2 separate regions of the Homo sapiens genome follow, and region 2 is linked to region 1. The links are chromatin contacts, found by Hi-C or POLR2A ChIA-PET in ENCODE. All regions are on one chromosome and are shown on one strand. Each heading gives the region's core, a stretch centred on a gene start or an enhancer-like site at or near the end of the contact. The rest is flanking DNA. Distances are from core to core; before and after follow the strand shown. Region 1 holds the start of WAS (WASP actin nucleation promoting factor). Region 2 holds the start of GPKOW (G-patch domain and KOW motifs).

Evidence for each region. A loop is a pair of places that touch in the nucleus more often than their neighbours do. ChIA-PET counts read pairs that join two places held with the same protein, here RNA polymerase II (POLR2A). Pooled maps may share reads with other maps.
Region 2: a pooled map shows a loop between it and region 1 (3-fold over the local background). The contact joins the promoter of GPKOW here to the promoter of WAS in region 1. A Hi-C loop is called at or near these places in 1 of 37 single-sample maps with no recorded cell type and 8 of 50 pooled maps. POLR2A ChIA-PET finds 5 or more read pairs at or near these places in 1 of 52 experiments (A673).

What each region holds. Positions count from the first base shown.
Region 1 is chrX:48,682,148-48,685,321 of GRCh38, forward strand. WAS (WASP actin nucleation promoting factor) reads left to right here and starts at 1,652. Exons shown (of 12, transcript NM_000377.3): 1 at 1,652-1,838; 2 at 2,136-2,276. The coding sequence starts at 1,707.
Region 2 is chrX:49,122,076-49,125,249 of GRCh38, forward strand. GPKOW (G-patch domain and KOW motifs) reads right to left here and starts at 1,660. Exons shown (of 11, transcript NM_015698.6): 1 at 1,472-1,660; 2 at 547-701; 3 at 323-447. The coding sequence starts at 1,647. RefSeq lists enhancers at 1,330-1,983, 1,984-2,637.

The DNA.
Region 1 (3,174 bases), core at 402-2,901:
ATGCCTATGTGGACCAGGAGATGTGTGCGGGAGTGAACACTGCAGTGTTGCTCCCAACAGCAAGAACCAGAAGCAGCCCAAAGGGCTGTTACAGGAGAATATGGACACCCAGGCTGCACATGCACACCATGGAATGCTGTATGGCAGTGGAAATAAATGAACAGCTACCACTATAGGCAAACAGGAATCACAGCAACAGCCAAGAGTGAAGGCGTGGAGGGACGAGACCATGCACTCACACCTGGCCTGCCTGGCTCGCACTCCGGGCAAAGGGGTCAGAACAGTGACTGGCACACACGTTAAGTGCTATGTGAGTGTTAAGATAAAACTAGGATGTCCAGTGGGGAGAAAGCAAGCCTTTGAAGATTATGTGCTTTTACAAACTTCAAGTGCAATGAAAACTAAACAAGATGTTGTTCAGGCATTCATATATGATATAAAGTTCCTTTCTTTAAAAAAGGGATGGGCTGGGCACGGTGGCTCACGCCTGTAATTCTAATACTTTGGGAGGCCGAGGCAGGTGGATCACGAGGTCGAGAAATCGAGACCATCCTGGCCAACATGGTGAAACCCTGTCTCTACTAAAAATACAAAAAAATTAGCTGGGCGTGGTGGCGTGTGCCTGTAGTCCCAGCTACTTGGGAGGCTGAGGCAGGAGAGTCACTTGAACCCGGGAGGCAAAGGTTGCAGTGAGCCGAGATCGTGCCACCGCACTCCAGCCTGGCGACAGAGTGAGACTCCATCTCAAAAAAAAAAAGAAAAAAAAAAGTATGACAAGCAGAAAGTAATTTGGGAGCTGCGGGGAGGCAAGGGTAAGGGATGGGGAAGTGGACCAGAGGCATATGCGTCATTGGCAGTGTCTAAGCACTCACGATAGGCGTGGATCACAGGGGCTCGCTCTGTAATTAAAAGGAAAAGGGTTTTTGTTGTGTTGTTGTTGTTGCTGTTTTTGAGACAAGGGTCTTGCTCTGTCATCATCCAGGCTGGAGTGCAGTGGTGCAGTCTCAGCTCACTGCAACCTCCGCCTCCTGGGTTCAAGCGATTCTCCTGCCTCAGCCTCCTGAGCAGCTAGGACTACAGGTGTGTGCCACCATGCCTGGCTAATTTTTGTATTTTTTAGTGGAAATGGGGTTTTGCCATGTTGCCCAGGCTCGTCTTGAACTCCTGACCTCAAGTGATCCACTCGTCTCGGCCTCCCAAAGTGCTGGGATTACAGGTGTGAGCTATTGTCCCCAGCCAAAAGGAAAAGTTTTACTGTAGTAACCCTTCCGGACTAGGGACCTCGGGCCTCAGCCTCAGGCTACCTAGGTGCTTTAGAAAGGAGGCCACCCAGGCCCATGACTACTCCTTGCCACAGGGAGCCCTGCACACAGATGTGCTAAGCTCTCGCTGCCAGCCAGAGGGAGGAGGGTCTGAGCCAGTCAGAAGGAGATGGGCCCCAGAGAGTAAGAAAGGGGGAGGAGGACCCAAGCTGATCCAAAAGGTGGGTCTAAGCAGTCAAGTGGAGGAGGGTTCCAATCTGATGGCGGAGGGCCCAAGCTCAGCCTAACGAGGAGGCCAGGCCCACCAAGGGGCCCCTGGAGGACTTGTTTCCCTTGTCCCTTGTGGTTTTTTGCATTTCCTGTTCCCTTGCTGCTCATTGCGGAAGTTCCTCTTCTTACCCTGCACCCAGAGCCTCGCCAGAGAAGACAAGGGCAGAAAGCACCATGAGTGGGGGCCCAATGGGAGGAAGGCCCGGGGGCCGAGGAGCACCAGCGGTTCAGCAGAACATACCCTCCACCCTCCTCCAGGACCACGAGAACCAGCGACTCTTTGAGATGCTTGGACGAAAATGCTTGGTGAGCTGGGGATCTCCTGCCCCCGCCCCGTCCCCACCGTTTCTTCCTCTTCCTCTCCTCCTTCTCTCTCTTCCCCTCCTCCCGCTCCTCCTTTCCCTCTCCATCATCTCCTCTCCTAGAATTTCCCGTCATAATCCACCCTTCCCAGGAAGATCTCAATGTCTACTTGCCTTCCCTCTGGCTGCAGCTCTTCCTTTGGGCCCATGACTGTCATGAGGCAGGAAGGACCAGGTCTGGCTCCAAGACCTTGTGGCTACCCCTGACCAGACTCCACTGACCCCTGCTTTCCTCTCCCAGACGCTGGCCACTGCAGTTGTTCAGCTGTACCTGGCGCTGCCCCCTGGAGCTGAGCACTGGACCAAGGAGCATTGTGGGGCTGTGTGCTTCGTGAAGGATAACCCCCAGAAGTCCTACTTCATCCGCCTTTACGGCCTTCAGGTGACCCCCCCACCCCCGACTGGACTTGCAAGCCAGTTCTCAACCCGCAAACCCAGATCTGTGTCCATATGTGTCCATAGCTTCAAGACCTCAGACCTGATCAGTGAATCCCTGAGCCCCAGAACCAAAGACTCATCCAGATGGCAAACTCTGACTTGCCTTTCTAAGTCTGCAATGACTGGCCCCAGTCTCCGTATCAAGATCTCTAAAGCCCCCAGTATTAGTCTGCTGCCTAAGCCTAATCTTTTCCACAAATTCCAATAAATGAGCACTGTATTTGTACCTGAACCTCAAATCTATTCTAAACTCAACATTTTGCATCCCAGGAATCTCTCATCAAAACTCCTGAACCCCAGATGTTTGCCAAGCTCCTAAGTCATAAATCTGTTCAACAAACCCCAAAGTTGAATATTCCATTGATCCTTGAACTCCAAATCTGTCCTTCTAAATCCACAGCACAGACCCCAGAGTTCCCATATTAAAATTCCTGAACACTCAAATACCGAGGTAGTTCTTAAGCAAAAAGTCTTTTCCACAATCCCCTGACCTGAACTTTCTAGGTTTAAGCCCCAAATTCATCCTTTTAAACCCATAAAGATGGACCCAGCATAACTTCCAGATCCCAAGGCTATCAAATATCCACCAAACTCCTAAACCATAACTCTCTCCACAAACCCCAAATTGCACTTACTTTAGCTGGACTCCCCGCGAAACTCCCAAGTCTATGTGTCTGAACTTCAAATCTCAACTCCAACCCCCAAATACTAGAATCCTACCTGTCATGAATTGGGGCTGGGGTGGTGGGGGAGGGCATGGATTGAATCTGTGAATGAGCCTCAACTTCCTAAGACTAGAGTCCTAAATTATGAAATTCAAGCCCCCAAGTCCCAGATCTAGG
Region 2 (3,174 bases), core at 410-2,909, 440 kb after region 1:
CTTCCCCTTACTCATTCCACTTCAGTCACACTGGTCTCCTTGGTGTTCCGCAAACACTTTAGGCAGTGTCTACCTTCAGGGCCTTTACATTTCCTGTTCCCTTTGCTGCACACCTCATTCAGATAATCCTAGGATTCAAGTACGTTTTTAGCATCCAGATACCCAGATTCATTTGGTAATGCTTCCAAAATGATGACAGGAGAAGGGGCAGGTGGCGGGCCTCTAGCACACACACAGACTTTCCCTGCTACGTGCAGGGACACAGCCTGGCGGACAGGGCAAAGAAAGGCTGGGGCAGGAGGGGGACAAGGGGCCAGCTCACTGTCTCTGCCCGGGGTTCGCTGTCTGCCCCTTCCCCGCTGGGGGTGCATCCTTTCTGGATCATGGGGATAGCGAGCGTGGGGTCGACACCCGCATTCTCTCTCTCTTCCAGAGACTTCTTGGATTCTAAAGGAAGAATAGGAGGGAGCAATGAAGTCCCACTCTATCCTTCCACCTTCTTCCTCTTCTTCCTTCAATGGGGAAGGGTAAAGGGGTATCACTCACCCGCAATGAGCTCCTTCACAGCCTGGGACACCACCCCATCCGCCAAGGCCCCAGTATCTGTGGATGGCCCAGGGGGCCGGGCTGGTGGCTGCCTGCGATGGCCATTCTGGATCAAAGGGATGACGAGTTCCTTGGGGGCCTCCTGGGGCTTCACACTGATGTGGACACAGAGGGGTGGGGTTGGGAGAATGGCAGGGTCAGTGGGTCACACTCCTTCATTCAGAGAAAACACAAGAGCCAAACTCACCCCAGCCCCACAGACCATGTCTTCCCTACTCCATGTCTGGATCTCCTGTTCCTCTCTGATCGTGCATTCTCTGGATTATCTCCCCAGTGCCCCCAACTCATAAATGTCAGTGCCTTCGAGAAATAAGTCCTGCACTCTCTGTTTAACTCAATACCGGCTTCTACAATGGCCCACAAATCACTATCTTCAGCCCAGACCTTCCCCAGCTCCAGGTTCCCAAACAGCTTCCTAGATGCCTGATTCTCTTCTGGAAATCCCTCCCTCAGACCCCTCAGACACTCCTCTCCTCATTAAGCTGATGGTGGCCTCCATCAACCTGAATCTGCCGCTCCATCCCGTTCCCCATATCGGGGACGCCTCAGCCCTTCAGTTGAGACACTAGCAGGTCCTGTCATTTTCTCATTCTTTCCTTCTCCCAGAACGCACAGACCTTAGTGTCTTCAAGTCCTAAAGACACTTCTTCTCAGTAATACATCCTCTCTTCGCAATTCCCACAGCTATCAGGCCCAATTTCCTCACCCCCTCCTATAAACTCCCGCCTTCTGGCCTCCACGAATTTACTCAGGCTGTGCTTCAGGCTTAACAGGTCACTGTCACCAAGACAAACAACTGAGATTCCTCCCTCCCGCTTACGCCCACCGCAGAGATTTCCAAGGGGTGAAAGACCCGGCGCGTCACCTCTGCAGCTCCCTCCCTTCCACGGTTTTCAAGAAATCCTTCTCCTCCGGAGATGGCCCCGCGCCGTCTCCCGAGTCGGCCAGCCGCCTCCGTGCGGACGTGCGAGTGAAGCCGAATGAAATTGGGGCAGTGGAAGCAGCCGTCAGCGGCAAAACACCCTCTTTGGAGTCAGCCATCTTGCTCCTTTTCCCAGGCCGGCGCGCTGCTTGCTGGGAAATTTAGTTTGGGTTCAGATCGCTAGGGGCCGGCCAAAGTGCGTAAAAACTACCTTCCCATCAACCACTGTGGCACCGGCGGGAGGGGGCGGTAAGGGGCCGTGGGAAGTAATTGTCGCTCTTTCAAACGTGGTGGGAGCGCGTCGCGCCAAGCGCCCAGGGAAATGTAGTTTTTTTTTTGTTTGTTTTGTTTTGTTTTTTAAGATGGAGTCTCGCTCTGTTTCACAGGCTGGAGTGCAGTGGCGTGATCTCGGCTCACTGCAACCTCCGCCTCCCAGGTTCAAGCGATTCTCCTGCCTCAGCCTCCCGAGTAGCTGAGACTAAAGGCATGCGCCACCACGCCTGGCTAATTTTTGTATTTTTAGTAGAGACGGGGTTTCACCGTGTTAGCCAGGATGGTCTCGATTTCCTGACCTCGTGATTCTCCTGCCTCGGCCTCCCACAGTGCTGGGATTACAGGTGTGAGCCACCACGCCTGGCTGGAAATGTAGTTTTTAGCGGGGTAGGCATGGTGGAAGGTGGATTCATTCTTGCCAGACATTAATCTTCCTTCGTGTAGGCGTTTGACAAGTATTTATGGAGCGCCTAATGTGTGCCCTACTTATGTGGGAAGTGTTGATGAAGTAAATCATTTAGAAATAATCAGCTGGGTGTGGTGGCGCGCACCTGTAGTTCCATTTACTCCGCAGGCTGAGGCAGGAGGATGGCCTGAGGCCTGGGAATTCGAGGCTGCACTTAGCTCTTATCGCACCACTGCATTCCAGCCTGGGTGACAGAGCGAGACCCCATCTCTAAAAAAGAAAAAGGTCGGGGGTGGGGGGGATGGAGCGTCAGTTGTGTACAATAATAAATAATAGACATAAAATAAATAATAGACATAAAAAACCCCGTCTCTACTGAAAATACAAAAATTAGAGGGGTGTGGTGGCTCATGCCTGTAATCCCAGCATTTTGGGAGGCCGAGGCTGGTGGATCACCTGAGGTCAGGACTTTGAGACCAGCCTGACTCATATGGTGAAACCCTGTCTCTACTAAAAATACAAAAATTAGCCGGGCGTGGTGGTGGCGCCTGTATCCCCAGCTACTTGGGAGGCTGAGACAGGAGGATTGCTTGAATCCGGGAGACAGAGTTTGCAGTGAGCCGAGATCCTGCCACTGCACTCCAGCCTGGGCGACAGAGCGAGACTCCGTCTTAAAAAAGAAAAAAGAAAGAAAGAAAGAAATAGTGCCTATTGGCCAGGCTCATACCCGTAATCCCAGCACTTTAGGAGGCCGAGGCGGGCGGATCACTTGAGGCCAGTAGTTCGAGACCAGCCTGGCCAACATGGTGAAACCCCGTCTCTACTGAAAATACAAAAATTAGCGGGGTGTGGTGGCGCATGCCTGTAATCCCAGCTACTCGGGAGGTTGAGGCAGGAGAATCGCTTGAACCCGGGAGGCGGAGGTTACAGTGAGCCGAGATCTCAACACTCCGGCCTGGGCTATAGA